2 separate regions of the Mus musculus genome follow, and region 2 is linked to region 1. The links are chromatin loops, found by intact Hi-C in ENCODE. Cell type or tissue: heart. All regions are shown on one strand. Each heading gives the region's core, and the rest is flanking DNA. Links, peaks and the distances in the headings are about the cores only.

The links. Peaks named below come from ENCODE experiments on the same cell type or tissue, not always from the same donor. Only the 100,000 strongest peaks of a DNase experiment are listed, where the experiment ranks them.
Region 2: it touches region 1 in a loop (4-fold over the local background); 4 of 42 quality-filtered maps call a loop at or near these places.

What each region holds. Positions count from the first base shown.
Region 1 is chr10:42,954,379-42,962,753 of GRCm38, reverse strand. Scml4 (Scm polycomb group protein like 4) reads right to left here. Exons shown (of 9, transcript NM_172938.3): 8 at 6,720-6,865; 9 at 1,972-5,135. The coding sequence ends at 5,010. Among named protein-coding and RNA genes, the nearest start is that of Gm5079, 33 kb to the left of the region's middle. In heart, for the core only: a CTCF peak has its summit at 4,426 (motif pointing left); DNase peaks (open chromatin) are centred at 403, 823 and 4,273; H3K4me3 peaks cover 763 bases; H3K27ac peaks cover 1,230 bases; H3K27me3 peaks cover 1,627 bases.
Region 2 is chr10:43,449,220-43,457,594 of GRCm38, reverse strand. It overlaps a transcript of Pdss2 not described here and the pseudogene Gm3699. Among named protein-coding and RNA genes, the nearest start is that of Bend3, 26 kb to the left of the region's middle. In heart, for the core only: a CTCF peak has its summit at 5,015 (motif pointing right); DNase peaks (open chromatin) are centred at 2,734, 3,224 and 5,004; H3K4me3 peaks cover 714 bases.

The DNA.
Region 1 (8,375 bases), core at 107-8,106:
TGAAGAAGCATGTTGTTGGTTCGTTCCCGTGCCGGACCCACTGGTAGACTACTTTTCTGCCTCAGCGCCGTGGCGCGGGCCATGTGGTCAAGTAGGTGACAGAGCAAGCCTGAGTGGTTCATGGATATGTTTAGAGAGAAAGATGCTGCTGTCCCCACACTATCAAGAATCGCCATTCTGTCACTGCCAAGCCAGTTCTCCGCCCTCTTCTTCTTTGTCATCTTCCTGTTCTGCCATCCTGTGTCACAGTATCAACTCCTGGTCCCAATGGCAGCTGGCCTGGGAAACGGTGTCTTGGTAAGTGTGCCAAGAAGCCCAAGGTCTCAGGTAGGAAGTCTAGCAGGTTGGCCAGGGGCACAGCTTAGGGAAATGTACAGCTGGCTGCGTAGCACAGCGTCTCCAGACCAGTGTGTGCTCGTAAGTGCAGCACTTGGTGCAGTCTTGTGTGCTGACTGTACTGTAGCCACAGAGGAAGTTACCACAGGAAGTGTCCCAGCTGTTGCTTATTAGCATTAAAACAAAATTACACAAAGCAAATTGTTAGCAGACATGTTGCCCTAATCTTTAACTGGTGGCAGTAAATAAGAGTGATCCTCTTTCAAGTAAATACTAGATTTCCAAAAACCCAGCTTCCAATTGTCCGTGAAGGAATCCTGTGGGATGAGGCTAACTAAGCCTTGGAGGGAGAGACACAAAGGGGCTGCGGCTCCAGCATCCCTAGCTCTGCAGAGCCCAGAGTGGGCTCCCGGGCAGCTGGTGCTAACTTGGCAATATGGAAGGACGCAGGACCGTTGGTGCCTCTGGACATCTGGACATCTGCTGGATTCCCCCAGGGGCTCCCAGTCTGGACCTCTCATGGAACAGAGCAAAATCATGTGGCAACACACAAGCAGAGCAGGGACTCAGCTCTGAGTGTGTTTATGTAAAAAACAAAAGCAAAAAACCAAAACATGTCTTTATCCATGATCTAAACAGTTCGAGCCTGCCTCCACTGGGGAAAGTGGGGTAGGTTATCTTTTGAGTGCATATCCCGTTACTTATGCACTGGGATAGCTCTCCAGGTATCCTCTCTCTAGAATAGTTCTCAGGGAGAGATCAGAAGGTCCTTCAAGACTTTCTAATGATGACTGTGTTCAACAGAACATTGGGTGTTTCTAGTTTTCTTCAGAGATTCAACAAACCCTTCTAAAAGAATATACATTTAATTTTAAACCCATTTTAATTTAAAGAATTATTCTGTGGCATCATCAGGTTCTGGCTGTCATGGGCAGGGGCGGTGGGCACAAACGGTATTGTACGGTTTTCCTAAGAAGTGTATAATTTTGTTCATCTGGTTTGATTCTCAAACCCTCAGCCCAGCATCTCTTCCCAAGTTATCAATTCTGAGCACAGGTTTTGCTGAGGCGTTCTCTCTGCTCTTTTATTTCTGAAAGGGGAAAAAATTGGCAATCCTGTGGAAGAGAAATAACAGGCCCATGTCCTCCCTGGCAGACATAAGTGAAACGCTTAGGCAGTTGTTCCTGGCCGAGGCCTCTCCAGTAAGGCCTTTCCTGCGGCATCCAGGTCCTCAGGTCCTGACATTTCCACTCAGCTGATTCAGAGGAACAAGTCTAGGCACCAGGACTGTTCTGGTCATCTAGCTGTGCACAGAACAGGCCCTGCTACAATAAGAGGAAATGCCTACACGTAACAGACCATGCCGCACCAGACCATGCCGCGCCTCTGCACTACAAAGCTGGAAAGATATTTGAGAACATGCAATAGCTGCTATCCTCACAACCACTTCTTAGATTTTTCAACTCCAGTATCTGGAGATGCATAGACACACACACACAGACAGACACAAATATACACACACAGGTTTATAGACAGGCACAGAAAGACATACAGACACACACAGAGACATCCTTTTTTTTTTTTTTTATAAACATAGTGATCTGGTTTCAGAAAGTGGCGACTCTTTTTTTTTTTCCTTAAGATTTATTTATTATATTTGGGTACACTGTAGCTGTTTTCAAACACACTGTAGGCTGTTTTCAAACACACCAGAAGAGGGCATAGGATCCCATTACAGAGGGTTGTGAGTCACGGTGTGGTTGCTGGGATTTGAACTCAGGACCTTCGGAAGGGCAGTCAGTGCTCTTAACTGCTGAGTCATCTCTCCAGCCCCATAAACAGACACATACACACACAGAGGCACAGACAGACACACAGAGAGAGATACACAAATACACACACAGACTCATACACACAGGCCACATCTTTTATCTAAAATCTTCACAAAGGGAATAATGTGTTTCATAAAACATTTAAAATGCTTTAGGCAACAGAACTCTCTTGAAACCTCCCTCCCCCAAGTGTTTAACAGACAAATGTAATTGGAAATGTTTGGAACATGAGCACCCACACTCTTTAATTTGGAATTATGCAAAATGTGATCATTATCCACTCCAAGCTGAAGCAATGCTGTGCAGCTGGAAGAGCAAGCCTGTGAACTATCAGGTGTGAGTTCAAGTCCTGCTCATCTGGGCCAGGGTAACCCTTACGGTCTGACCCTGGAAGGTCTGTTTAGAGGAAGTGGCCTTGCATGTTTTACATTTGAGAAGCTATTTAGCTGCGCTGTTTGACAAGATTTTTGAGAGGGATGAAAATTAATTATACTTGCAGTATTGCAATGCTGATTTGGTCAACTAATTAGATTCTATGAAAAAACAGGCAAGAAGAATTGGTTCCGCTGGGCCTTCTGTGATGTGGCAGCCCCTCATTCCAAGACTAATGAGATTGCTTCTTGGTGTTTTGTTTTATTTTGTTTTGTTTGGCCAAACCTTAAATATCTGGAATTCTACAATTGAGCTAATTTAAGGCTTCGTGTGAAATAAGACATCATGTCTGGGGACACAGCTCCGTTCCTCCACAGACTTGAACTGGGTTCTAGCTCTCCTTCAAAAATTATTAGAGGCCTCCCCTGACTTGTTTGGCCTTGTTTTAACTTGGGGCACCAGTGAGACATGGGTAAGTTTAGGCAGGACATTTGGCAAGCTTAATACCACCACTCACTAAGGAGCCCGTGTCCCTGGAAGAGGCACCGTGAACCTCCAGGGAAGGGCAAACGTTTGTGTGAAGTGACCGGTCTAATCTCAAAGCTTTCACACAAGCAGTTCTGTATGTGGGAACTGCCTGATGCTTTCTGAGACAAGGATCTAACTTCAGAGCAGCAGCGAGCACCCAGAGTTAAAAATCTTCTTCTAGGCAGAGTCCGCTCATTGCTTTATCATCTTAAAGAGTCTCTCCAAGGTCTAATTCAAGGTCATTTCTGCCTCATGCTAGCAATAACAGACATCCGGCTCATCCACAGCCTGATCAAGTTCCATTCAGTGGGAAGCTCTGGGACAATTTTCTCCTTCTCTGTCTTACTTAAGTCCAACCACCCGTGTATATGTAACAAAGATCTTGCAGGGTCATGTCACACTCCCACAAACAGGGAACATCAAAGTGGGCCCTTATAGCACAGCATGGAGTATGTCCTGTGCTCTTTACCTAAATTCTACCTGATTGGTACAATAGGTAGATCCATCTGAGAGACCGCATTTATCTTGTTACAGTCCAGGACGTCTGGCTACACTTGCCAGCTGAGATCTTGCTCAGACTGCAGCCTGAGGGAAGGTGCCTTTCTAAAATTCATACTATTGTCAAGGGAGACCCTAGGTTATCCTTGACCCTCACCTTCCCCAGATGTGCCTTTAAGGAAAAGGCTGTGCCCATGAGTTCTCTATTCATCGAGAATAAACAAAGGGGGAGGGATTCCATAAAGAATAGGCAGTAAAGAGGTCACCCTTCTGCCTAGGAAACCCTGGCTCCACCCCCCTCTCTGGACACAGCTGCAAAGGGTAGAAAATCAATTTTTTCCCATTACTTCACAGTGAAGAGTAAAAACCTATTTGTAAATTGAATTAAACCCAATAAAAACACGTCTGCGTATTTGTTGAAGACTAGAAAAATTAGCCACAGACACACAGCTAAGAACGCAGCCATGAAACTAGAAATCAGTATGTCCTATTTCAAACTTTGTCGAGACAGTTCCCGCCCCCCGCCTTTTTTTCAAGAAATACCCATAGCTAAATGTCACCAAGATTCTTCAGCATGCCGTCATATCAGAGCCTCAGTGAGACTCTGGGAGAGAAGGGACACCAGTCTTTGTTTAGGCAGATGGCTGCTTCGGAATTTGTACCGAGTAAGTCAGTAAGTAATGGATATGAGCTGGACCCCGCCTGACAGAGCCTGATTTCTTCCCAAGTGGCAATCTGGGGTGCTCAATGTGGACTTCATTCCCTGTCCCTGTGCAAGCGAGGTCTTGCTTATAAAAACCCTACCCCGGCCACGCAGTCTGTGCATCCCGAAACCTCGTTAGCAGTCTGCCCTCTAGTGGAGCAAGGAAGGACTTCAGTAGCTAGGGCTCCAAAACATCCTTTCCCTTTTCTCTTCGAGAGCGGAAAACAAAAACAAAAACAAACAAACGGACAAAAAAACAGCAACAAAAATTCAAGTTTTCCAGATAGTGCAAGGCGAGGTGGTCATCAGAAGACAACTTCCAGGGCTGAGTCCAGGGAAACTCATGCTGATCGGTCCCAAGAACAGGGAGCAGTTGCCACCGCCACTGGGGGCGTCCCCACAGCCCCTGCAGGGACTTTGTGAGCCCCCTCCAGGGCTCTCCTTGTGTGACAGCATTCAGTTATCCACTCTGTCGCGGCACAAATAGCACCCGTAAAGAGTGACCAGCACGTCAGGAACACTGTAATAGCCTTTTTGTGATTTTTCTGACAAGTCTAGCACACGGTTGAGTGTCTGAAAGGGGCCACTAGGAATATTAGAAAAGGCAAGGATGCACACGTTCTATAAGAAGACACAGTCGTTGTGGCTGCGACGTTTAAGAGGACAGTCTACTCATGATGTTGGCCGGATGCTGGTCTGGCAGAAGTAACCTGGAGATGTGGGGCTTTGTTTCCAACTCTTTAGAATTTAGCTTGCTTTAGCTTGTCAATGTGATAGCAGAGTTTCAGTGCGGGTCCCAGCTTCAGTCCCAGGTACTTCATGATCATGTCGCTCCTCAGCAACAACAAGGCATTGCCATCAATCTCCTGGAGAGAAGGGAAAGCCAAAGGACAGTCAGAGCAGCCAAACGGTAGTTATGGCCCCGTGGGTGCCCCGCGGGTGCTCCAGGGGCACTTTAAGGACAGGTGAGTAGATTAGAGCGCGCATACTACTTGTTCTGGGAAAGCTCTTGGAAACAAAGCAAGCAACTACGAGGCCCTCGTCTTCCCAGCCCCTCCGGAAACTCAGTTGCTACCTTGCACCTTTCAGATTCCTGCCCTTGTTTGATTGAAGCAGACAGTTTCGCCTGCATTCCTACTATCTCATGTATATGTCATCTATCCAGGTAAAGACAGAGAGAGCCACAGACAGGTCAGCCTGAGGAGGACCAGGGTCGATGATCCTGGCTTTAAAGAGGGTCGTGAAGCTGAGAAAGGCAGGCAAGCAGATTGTCCCTAGAACACCTAGACACGAATTTATCCCTGCCAACGCCTGAGATCCAGGCAGGCTCCAGACCCACAGAAATAGAGATAAGAGATGTCTCTTGTCTAAAGACCCTGGATTTGTAGCAATTCGTTATACTACCAATCCAGAATTAATATCGTAAGCTGGGCAGGTAACAGTAATTCTTACCGTTTGCCCCACTTACTATCTTTGTATATTTCAAAAGCGCCTACGTGATTATAACATTGATGTGAAGGCTCTGTATATGAGTGAGGCCTCATGTAACGTATTAATGTGCATTTTCTCATTTAACCCTCTAAGCCAGTGGTTTCGAACTTGTGGGTCTCGACCCCTTTGTGGTCGATTGATCCTTTCTCAGGGGTCACCATCGGAAAACACAGATATTTACATCATGATTCATAACAGTAGCAATATTAGTTATAAAGTAGCAACAAAAATAATTTTATAATTGGGGGTTACCACAACATGAGGGACTGTATTAAGCGGTTGTAGCATTAGGAAGATTGAAAGCCACTGGTCTAAGCAGTAAGAGCACAGGATCACAGTTTGCCTGGCATATTGCAGGGTTCTATAGATGACTGTTGAATGCACAGGTGGGTGGGTGGGTGGATGGATGGATGGGTAGATGGGTGGGTGAGTAGATGGATGGACAGATGGATGATTGATGAACAGGTGGACAGATACATGGATAAGGACAGATGAGAGATGGGTGGATTGGTGGGTAAATGGATGGTTGGATGGATGGATAGATGGATGCATGCATGCATGGATGCATGGATTGGACAGATGGATGAGTTAATGAGTGGATAATGGATGGATGGATGGAGAGATGGATGGATGGACAGACTGGTAGGTGAATGGGTGGATAGATGATGCATGGGTGGGTGAATGGACAGATAGATGGATGATGGATGAATGGATTAGCAAAAAATCAGGCAAAGCCCAAGAGAGAGAACAGAAGAGAAACATATTCCTTAAAAACACAAATCTGTCAGTGGCTCTCCTCTGCCAGGCCTATGGTTGCCTCTGTCTCTCCCATCTCTGACTCACTTAAGGGCACTGCTAGAGCTTAGTCTAGAGTGACAGCGTCTGGAGGATCCCGATCTCCTCCCTCGGTCCATGCCTCTCTTTCCCTGGCCCGCCCTTCAGACCCATTACTTTCATACGTGCTTTCTGAAGAGCTCCACATGAGGTCCCAGAGCCTCGGGATCAGCATCTTTCACAAACCGGACCACGTCCTCCACGGTCCAGGTAGAAGGGTTTCTGCTGCTTGGTCGCCTGGTATCCTGCACCTCCGGAGAGGGGCTCGGGGCTGGAGGGAGTGAGCAGAGGAGGGGGACCATGAGCCAGTGAAACTCAGTGCCCGTCTGGTGCTGCCTACTGGGTCACCCCCAAGCCCTTAGCTTTCCCAGATGGAGTCCTTAGTGCTCTGAAGTCCACCGCATGTGTCCCTGAGACAGGTAGATGCTTTGAGTGGCTGGTCAGTGAGGCGCAAAGGGCAACAGCCTCTCTGTGCTCTGCTGCCCATGGAAGAAGGCTTGGGAGAGCTCTCATCCTTGACAAACTGAAATTCTGGTTCAAAATTCTAGCTAACGTTCGGTTCCGTTTCGTGTTTGTGGACCAGGGTCTGCTATAGACAGCTATTGGTGCCTGGGGCTGGTGAGCTGAGTGGTAAGCAAAATGGGCCTCTGTAGCCTGTGGGGCCAAGCAATACTGGGCCCTCCCTATGTCCTCTGGAGATGGCAATGTGGCAGAACAGAGGTGGGTCTTCACTTTTGGACTTTGCACAATGGCTAATCTTTCATTTATACCTCCAGCAGCACCAGGGTGGGGTGGGGTGGGGTGGGGTGGGGTTTGTTCATGTCTGGTCTGTCTGTACCTGCTATTAGAAGAAGAAGGTGTTACTTCACTACCTGTCCCTTGTCCTCAGCCCTTGGTTCATAGGAGTCCTTAGGGGGTTGTCTTTCCTGTTTGCCCTCCCTCCACCCCCCCCCACCCCCGCCATGCTTGCCGACTCTTTGGTAAAGGCATACCACTAATGGTATAGCTAATTTGTACTGTCAGTGTGACTAGACTTAGAATCACCCAGGAGACACACCTCAGGGATGACCCAGCCTGAATGTGGGCAGTGCCACCGCAGAGGATGGGGTCTCAGACTGGATGAGGTACTGGGGGAGAAGGTTAGTGTGCTGGCTAGTGTTATGTGAATTCAGTCAATGCTAGAATCATTCTGAAAGAAGGAACCTCAACTGAGATAATGAGCCCACCCAACTGGCCTGTGGGCAAGCCTGTGCTACATTGTCTTGACTGATGGTTGGTGTGGGAGGGCCCATCCAGCTCACTGTGGGCACTGCAACCCCCGGGCTGATAGTTGTGGGTGCTAAAAGAAAGCATTAGGCTGAAACATTAGGCTGACCTCAGGGAATCCCTCAGAAGAAGGGAAGGAAGGATTGTAGGAACCAGAGAGGTCAAGGAACAAGAACACAACTCACCCAATCAACTAAGCAGGCAGGGCTCATGGGGACTCACAGAGACTGAAGCAATAATCAGGGAGCTTGCATGGATCTGGGCTAGTTATGATATGTGTTATGGTTGCTTGGTGTTCTTGTGGGAGTCAGGGTTTCTCTGACTCTCTTGCCTGCTTTTGGGACCCTTTTCTTCCTACTGAGTTGCTCCATCTAGCCTTGATATAAGGACTTGTGCCTATTCTTATTGTAACTTGTTATGCCCTGTTCGGCTGATATCACTGGGAGGCTGCTCTCTTCTGAAGAGAAACAGAGGGGCAGTGGATTTGGGGGAGAGGGGAGGTGTAGAAGAGGGAC
Region 2 (8,375 bases), core at 108-8,107, 490 kb before region 1:
AGCCTATGGGGTCCATTCTCCTTCAAATCACCACACGAGCCAATGGAATATTCCATTTTGCCTCATGTTCCATGGAGATAACAATTGCTACTCATGGTACCCAACACTCAGAGGCCGAGGCAACCGTGGGCTGTACAGTAAGACTTTATTTTACAAGAACAACAAAACAACGCCCCACCCCCAACACACACACCATTCTCTTTTACTAACATGGAACCTTATTTTCTTGATTCTATCATGGGCAATTTCTGACTCAATTGTAGATTTACTTTGTTGTTGTTGTTGTTTGTTTTTGACACAGGGTTTCTTTGTATAGCCCTGGCTGTCCTTGAACTCCCTCTGAAGACCAGGCTGATCTGGAATCCTCAGAGATTGCCTGCTTTGGCCTTGCTGAGGTTAAAGGCATGGGCCACCATCACCCAGCTTTGTCTCAGTGTTTTAAACTACTGATGATACAGTAATAAAGAAAAGAAAATCTACAATTAAGCCGAGCGTGGTGGCGCATGCCTTTAATCCCAGCACTCAGGAGGCAAACAAACAAACAAACAGCACTGGGCCAGGCTTGGTGGTACACGTTTGGAATCCCAATACTAGGGAGCCGGAGGCTGGAGAATTGTCACCAGTGTGAGGCCTGCTTGGGTTACATAATCAATTCCAGGCTAGCTTGGGCTATGAACTAAAATCCTGTGGAGGCTTGAAGGGCTAAAGCAACAAAGTCCTTGCACTCTGGGAGGAACAGACAGCTTCTGGGGCAGAGAGCTCACTGAAATCACCTTTAGTTCACCATTTTCCTCAATGGAGGAAAAGAGACACTGGGTTCAATGTGCTCGGGATTGAGTGGTCAGAAGTACGGCAAGATGAAACCCCCTCACGTAAATGACCCAGTGACCTTCTGACCTATATAATCAGCACCAGCAGAAAGCACAGGGAGCATACAGGCCTCTGGAGTCAGCAAGAGTTTGAGGGAAATCAGCCCACAGAATTCCAACAACCCACATTTACCTGCTACTGTTCTCTGAGTAGTCTAAGTTGAAATGTTTAAAAATTAGGCTGGGCTCGGTCTTAGCGCCATCTTCCTTGAGACTCCTGCGCCATGAGAGCGAAGTGGCGGAAGAAGAGAATGCGCAGGCTGAAGCGCAAGAGAAGAAAGATGAGGCAGAGGTCCAAGTAAGCCTGCCGGTGCACCCACGACGCCTGCAGGAGCAGAAGTGAGGGATGCTGAGGGCCGGGACAAGCTATCGGACTGTGTGCTGCCATCGGTAATGAGTCTCAGTAGACCTGGAACGTCACCTCGCTGCGATCGCCTGGAGAAATGACCGCCTTTCTTACAACCAAAACAGTCCCGCTGGCCCTCTGCCCTGGACCCCCGGCACTCTGGACTAGCTCTGTTCTCTTGTGGCCAAGTGTAGCTCGTGTACAATAAACCCTCTTGCAGTCAGCTTAAGAATCAAAAAAAAGAAAAAAAAAAGAAAAAGAAAAGAAAAGAAAAAAAGAAAAAATTAGGCTGGACTGGGCATGGTGGCGCACGCCTTTAATCCCAGCACTCGGGAGGCAGAGGCAGGCAGATTTCTGAGTTCGAGGCTAGCTTGGACTACAAAGTGAGCTCCAGGACAGCCAGGGCTACACACACAGCCAGGGCTATCTCGAACCTCCCCTCCCCCCCCCCCAAAAAAAAAATTAGGCTGGGCGGTGGTGGCGTCTCCCAGCACTTGGGAGGCAGAGGCAGGTGGATCTCTGAGGTTGAGGCCAGCCTGGTTTTCAGAGCAAGTTCTAGGACAGAGAAACTCAGTCTACACAGAGAAACCCTGTTTCAAAAGAGGACAAAGAAAATTTTATTTATTTATTTATTTATTTTCGAGACAGGGTTTCTCTGTATAGCCCTGGCTGTCCTGGAACTCACTTTGTAGACCAAGCTGGCCTCGAACTCAGAAATCCGCCTGCCTCTGCCTCCCAACTGCTGGGATTAAAGGTGTGTGCCACCACACCCAGCACAATTAAAAATAAAAAGGTTTTTACACTTATTTATTTTATTGTATGAGTTTTGCCTGCATATTATGTCTGTGTACCAAGTGGGTGCCTGGTGCCCACGGAGGTCAGAAGTGGGTGTCAGACTCCTCTACAACTGCAGTTCGGAATGGATGGTTGTGAGCTACCACATGGGGGCTGGGAACTGAAGCTGTCTCTTTCAAAAGCAGCAAGCACTCTTGAGTACGGAGCCATATCTTCAGCTCCTACATCTGAAAAAAAAAATTAAGGACTAGCTTCTTCGCTTCCAACGATTTTAATTAATTAATAGTTAATTTTTTGAGATGGCTAACTTCCAAAACACAGAGATTTGCCTGCCTCTGCCTCCTGAATGCTGGGATTAAAGGTGTGTGCCACCATTACCCAGCTAAATTTTAAACTTTCACATGTAGACTACTCAGAAGGCAGTATCAGGTAAATGTGGATTATTGGAGTTCTGTGGCCCAGGTATGCGACCCCTCTTATTCCCAGTAAATCAACAGTATACTTGCGTAAAATGTACAGAGTGTATTTGGCAAAAAGCAGGTAAAGAAGTGACTTTAGTTACCTACCACAGGGTCTCTGGTCTAGGCTACACTAAGTGAATGCGCTTTTCTCATGCTTAAATTCTTCTAACCGGGAGTGAGTGTGGCTCCTATCAGTTATAGAAAGAGGTGAGTGGGACCGCTTAGGACCTAAATATAGGGCTAAGCATGCCTGTCCTGGCAGGAGAGCTCTTTGGCTGATGGCCTGGCCAGTTTTCATGTGACAAAGCTTTCAAAATTAACTCCATGTAGACTTGCAAGTCTTTAGGGAATGAAGACATGGGTAGGCAAGAGATCATTTTAAATCTTCAGTCAGAGGCTAGCCCTGGAAGCAGAGAGGAAAAGCCTGAAACATCAGAGGAAACAAGTGGGGGGTGAGCAAGGAGACAGAACGGATCTGGGAGATGGCATAGAGGCTTGGGAGGGGGTCGCATGGGTGGTGGGAGTGTGTGTGGGGGTGGGGGTGGCTGAGCAGGACTGTACCTGAGAAGGATGGGGAAGCTGTGGGCCACAGCTGAGGCAGAGAAGTGGGTAATACAGTATTGTAATTCACACTTTTGAGTAGCTGGAGGGGAGGGCAGGGCAGAAAGGACAGACAGCAGGTAAGCCTGCCAAGATGCTGGTAAGCAGGCCTTCTTCTGACCTTTGCCACAAAGCTTCCAACATGTGACAACCAGCTTGGTGCTTGGCTGTTTCCTGAAAGACAAATGTAGTCACTGACTGTGACAAGAGATGGGGAGAGAGAGGGAGACCCTGGTCCCAGACCTCTGGCTCTGCAGCTCTCTTTCAGTAAGTGTTGGTTTCTCAGACTCCCTGTCTGAACTAGGAGATGCCAGGAAGAGTGAGAGGCCAAGACAGACATCCAGGAACTGACCATTGACCCTTTACAGCCTTGTCTCCATGAAGATCTAAGGAGCACGACATTTTGTTTTTATTTTGAGACAATGTGTTGGCACATACCCTAGGGTGGCCTCAAACTCATGATGCTCTTGAAAGATTGGTAACATTTATGCAAGAAGATTACTACCCTCTGGATGGAATGAATCTTTTTATCTTCACATACCCTCTCCTTTTCTCTCACCTCTTTCTCTGTCTTTTGTTTGTTTTGTTTTTTGTTTGTTTGTTTGTTTGTTTTTGAGACAGGGTCTCATGCAGCTTGGACTAGTCTGGAATCCATTATGTAGACATGAAAGCCTTAAAATCCTGATTCTCCTGCCTCTACAGCAGGTACAGGTATGTTCCACCATACCAGGTTTTATAATAAAGACTTTAAAAAAAATCCAACTAAACATTTAGAATAATCAAAAACTCTTTAATAAAAAGTCTTGTTAGCTGGTGGCACACACCTTTAATCCCAGCACTTGGGAGGCAGAGGCAGGTGGATTTCGGAGTTCGAGGCCAGCCTGGTCTACAGAGTGAGTTCCAGGACAGCCAGGGCTACACAGAGAAACCCTGTCTCGAATAAATAAATAAATAACCACAGTAAAGCTGCATGACTATACACATTCATAACAAACAAACTTGGGTGCTGGAGAGATGGCTCAGTGGTCAAGATCACAGTATCCTTACAGAGCACCCAAGGCTGAGTCCTAGAACTCCGATGGTCACTCACAGTGATTCCAGTTCCAGGGGCTCTGACTTCTTCTGGCCTCTGCGGATACCACGTATGCACATGGTGTACATACATGCATATGTGCAGTCAAAGCACTCATACACCGAAAATAAAGTAACTACATCTTTTTTAAAAATGATGAACTGTAACTTAGGACTGGGGAGATGGCCCAGTGGTTGAAGTGCTTGCCTTGTAAGCCTGAGGCTGGAGTTTTGATTCACCAGCCCCACCACGTGAAACTCCAGACAGTATGGTGGCTCGTTTGCCATGCTAGCCTCTGAAGGCACACAGAAGGGATTCCCAGAGCAAGTTGGCTAATGAGACCAGCCATACCTCTGAGTTCAGGGTTTGACTGAGAGAGCCTGCCTCAGTGAAAAAGACGTGTTATTGAAGATGACTGTGGACATCAGCTTTGGGCGTCCGTGTGCACCCACACATATGCAAACTTGCATAAAACATATGCGTGTGTGCTCACACACACACAGAGAAATGGAAAAAGAAAAACCACATAACTGTAGATGTAATTTTAGTTATGCAAAATTTACAAGAACTTGCTCCCATTCCCTGCTTAGCTTCTGTTGGAACTGGATAAATAAAGACTGGAGATGGGAATTAAAGGCTATGCTAGTGGTCAGGAGCAGCTCTGGGTCTGAGCTGCAGCCACACAGCAGAAGAAATGCATGTGGACTTCTGAAAGAAAAGAGGGCAGGCGTGAGAACTCTGATCCTCACGCGCCCCTCCCCCACACCCCTCGCTGAGCCTCTGAATCACAGCTACCTGGGACAGTCGGGACAGTAGGACCTCTGGATTCAGTCATCTTCTATGGTATTCCAAACAGGACCACTACTGCCACCAGGTGGCATCAAACTGTAGCCAGGCCTGGCATGAATTTAACATGGCTAGCTGGGCTCCCAGAGTCCTCAGCTGTGTGAACCCCCACCAGCCACTCCGTTGTCAGCTTCACAAACACAGTTCACACGCCTGGATTCGTGGCCGACTGTGGTCGGGTTTTACCGTATCGATTTATAACTAGAATTGAGGGGAGGCCTCTTAGACAAAATGATGAAGGAGATGAAATTAGACATTGTGATAAATATCTTATGCACACGAGTTCACTGAATCCCTTTTATGCATAAGGTATCAATAGAACAAAGCGAAAGTCATCTTTGTAAGTTAAACAGTTCCGCCTGTAAGTTAACTATTGCTGATTGGCAGACAATTCGTAGGGTGTGGAGACATGCAGACACAGCTCATCCCATGAGCTTATTCGTTGTTTCTAAAGTTTTAATATGGGCATTTCATGAATATCAGTTCCTCTACCTTGGGGGGTGTATATTATAAGTGTGTGATGGGAGGGTCCCCAGTGTGCCATGGTACATCTGTGGGAGACGGATGGTAACCTCAGGAACATGGTTATCTCACTTCTCCATGGGTTTGGGGACAGAGCACAGGTCTCCAGGGTCTTGTGGTACAAGCTTTTACCCCCCCTGAGACATTCTGCCACCTCCCACCCCCACCCTGGCACCCCGCTGTTTTTGAGACAGTTTCTCACTGAATTTAAGAGATCCACAATTTGACCAGCCCGGCTGGCCCCTGGGGTCCTGCTGATGGGATTTTCTCAGTTCTGAGATTACAGTGCACCTGTGCACCTGGCCCTGGATTGATGGATTGATTGATTGATTTTACATTGGTTCTGGGGACTCAAATTCAGTTCCTCATGCTTACACAGCAAATGCTTTACAGACCGAGCCATTTCCTCAGCTTTTAGAGTCCTCTCCTTCCTTCCTTCCTTCCTTCCTCTTTCTTTTTCTTTCTTTTCTTTCTTCCTCACTTTCTTCTTCCTCCTCCTTTCTTCTTCCTCCCCTCTTTTCCCCTCCCATTCCTTTCCCCTTCCTCCCCCCTCCTCCTCCCCCCTCCTCTCTCCTCCTCCTCTCTCCTCCTCCTCCTCCTCCTCCTCCACCTCTTCTTCTTCTTCTTCTTCTTCTTCTTCTTCTTCTTCTTCTTCTTCTTCTTCTTCTTCTTCTTCTTCTTCTTCTTCTCCCTCTCCTTCTCCTTTTCTCTTTCTTTTTTGGACAGGGTCTCAAAACAAGGCTGTCCTTGAATGCATAGAAATCCACCTACCTCTGTCTTTCAAGTGATTAGATTAAAGGGTTATGCCTTCAAGCTTTATCTATTCTTGCATGGGGGTGGGGGGGGCGGTGTTCTAATGAAGCTCCAGCTAGCCTTGAATTCATGATCCTTCATGCCTCAGTCTCCCCAGTATTGTGGTTACAGGCATGAGCTACCACATTTACTTGATCAGTTTTTGAAATGTACATGTTAGTATCTGTTTCTCCCTACAGTTTGTTCCACGTGTGTGTCTCTGTGCCTGTGGGGGAAGGGATTGTGATTTTTGAGGCTGTATGGTTAGAAGCACACAAATCTTCATTGTTTGTTTTTTGAGGCATAGCCCTGGCTATCTTGGAACTAACCCTGTAGAAAGAGGTTGGCCTCAAACTCAGATCCACCTGCCTCTGCCTCTGCCTCTCTCTCTCTCTCTGCCTCTCTCTCTCTCTCTCTCTCTCTCTCAGCCTCTCTGCCTCTCTCTCTGCCTCTCTGCCTCTCTGCCTCTCTCTCTCTGCCTCTCTCTCTCTCTCTCTCTCTCTCTCTCTCTGCCTCTCTGCCTCTCTCTCTCTCTGCCTCTCTGCCTCTCTCTCTCTCTCTGCCTCTCTGCCTCTCTCTCTCTCTCTCTCTCTCTCTCTCTCTCAGCCTCTCTCTCTGCCTCTCTGCCTCTGCCTCTCTGCCTCTCTCTCTCTCTGCCTCTCTGCCTCTCTCTCTCTCTCTCTCTGCCTCTCTGCCTCTCTCTCTCTCTCTCTCTCAGCCTCTCTCTCTGCCTCTCTGCCTCTGCCTCTCTGCCTCTCTCTCTCTCTCTCTCTCTGCCTCTCTCTCTCTCTCTCTCTCTCTCTGTCTCTCTGTCTCTCTCTCTCTCTCTCTCTCTCTCTCTCTCTCTCTCTCTCTCTCTCTGTCTCTCTGTCTCTCTCTCTCTGTCTCTCTCTCTCTCTCTGTCTCTCTCTCTCTCACTCTCTCTCTCTGTCTGTCTGTCTCTGCCTCTCTGCCTCTCTCTCTCTCTCTCTCTCTCTCTCTCTCTCTCTCAGCCTCTCTCTCTGCCTCTCTGCCTCTGCCTCTCTGCCTCTCTCTCTCAGCCTCTCTCTCTGCCTCTCTGCCTCTGCCTCTCTGCCTCTCTCTCTCTCTCTGCCTCTCTGCCTCTCTCTCTCTCTCTCTCTGCCTCTCTGCCTCCCAAGCACTGGAATTAGAGGCTTGCGCCACCACTGCCCAGCGAGGTATTTCGATGATTCCCTCATCTTGCTCCTTGTTGTTCTCTGGAACGATAACAGCATATGATGGCACCCTGCATGGCGTCACCTGCCTTAATCCTTGAGGCCAGTGGATCTCTAGGAGTATGAGTCCAGCCTGGCTTACGGAGCAAGGTCCAGGCAAGCCAGGTCTACACATTGAACCGTGTCTCAAAACAAGCAAAGGAAACCAAACAGCATATGATGATGCCCTTCTTTGTCCCTATGGTTTCCTTCCATGTTTTACATTTTTCTTTACGGACAGAGCTCACTTGTGCAGCCATAGCTGTCCTGGAACTTTCTCTGTAGATCAGACTGGCCTCAACTCCGAAATCCACCTGCTTCTGCTGGCATTAAAGATGGAAGTCCCCATGCCTAGCAAGAAAAATAAAAAGGAAATACTTTTTTTTTTTTTTTTTTTTTTTTAAATTTGGAGAGTACCTCATGTAACGCAGACCGGCCTTGCTAGGTAGTGTGCTGGTTGGAATGAGAATCGCTGCATAGGCCCATGGTTTGAATACTTGGCCCTCAGTTGGTGAAACAGTTTAGAAAGGATTGGGAGGTGTGGCCTTCTTGGAGAAGGTATGCCACTGGGGTGAGCTTCTAGTGTTCTGACTTTCGCTTACTGAAGGCTAGGGTTGCGGGCATGTACCACACCTATGGGGCTCACATGTTGTATAAAGTCATCTTTTAAGGGTAGAGTGCTTGCTGGTCTAGCATGCAGGGAGCCCTGACCTCGATCCTTAGCACCACAGAAACCCAGTCAAGGCCATGTATTCTGCTCCAGCATTCTTTATCTTACTGGGTGGTTGTTGTTGTTGTTTTAAATATTTATTTATTTTATGCGTGTGAGTACACTGTCGCTGTCTTCAGACACACCAG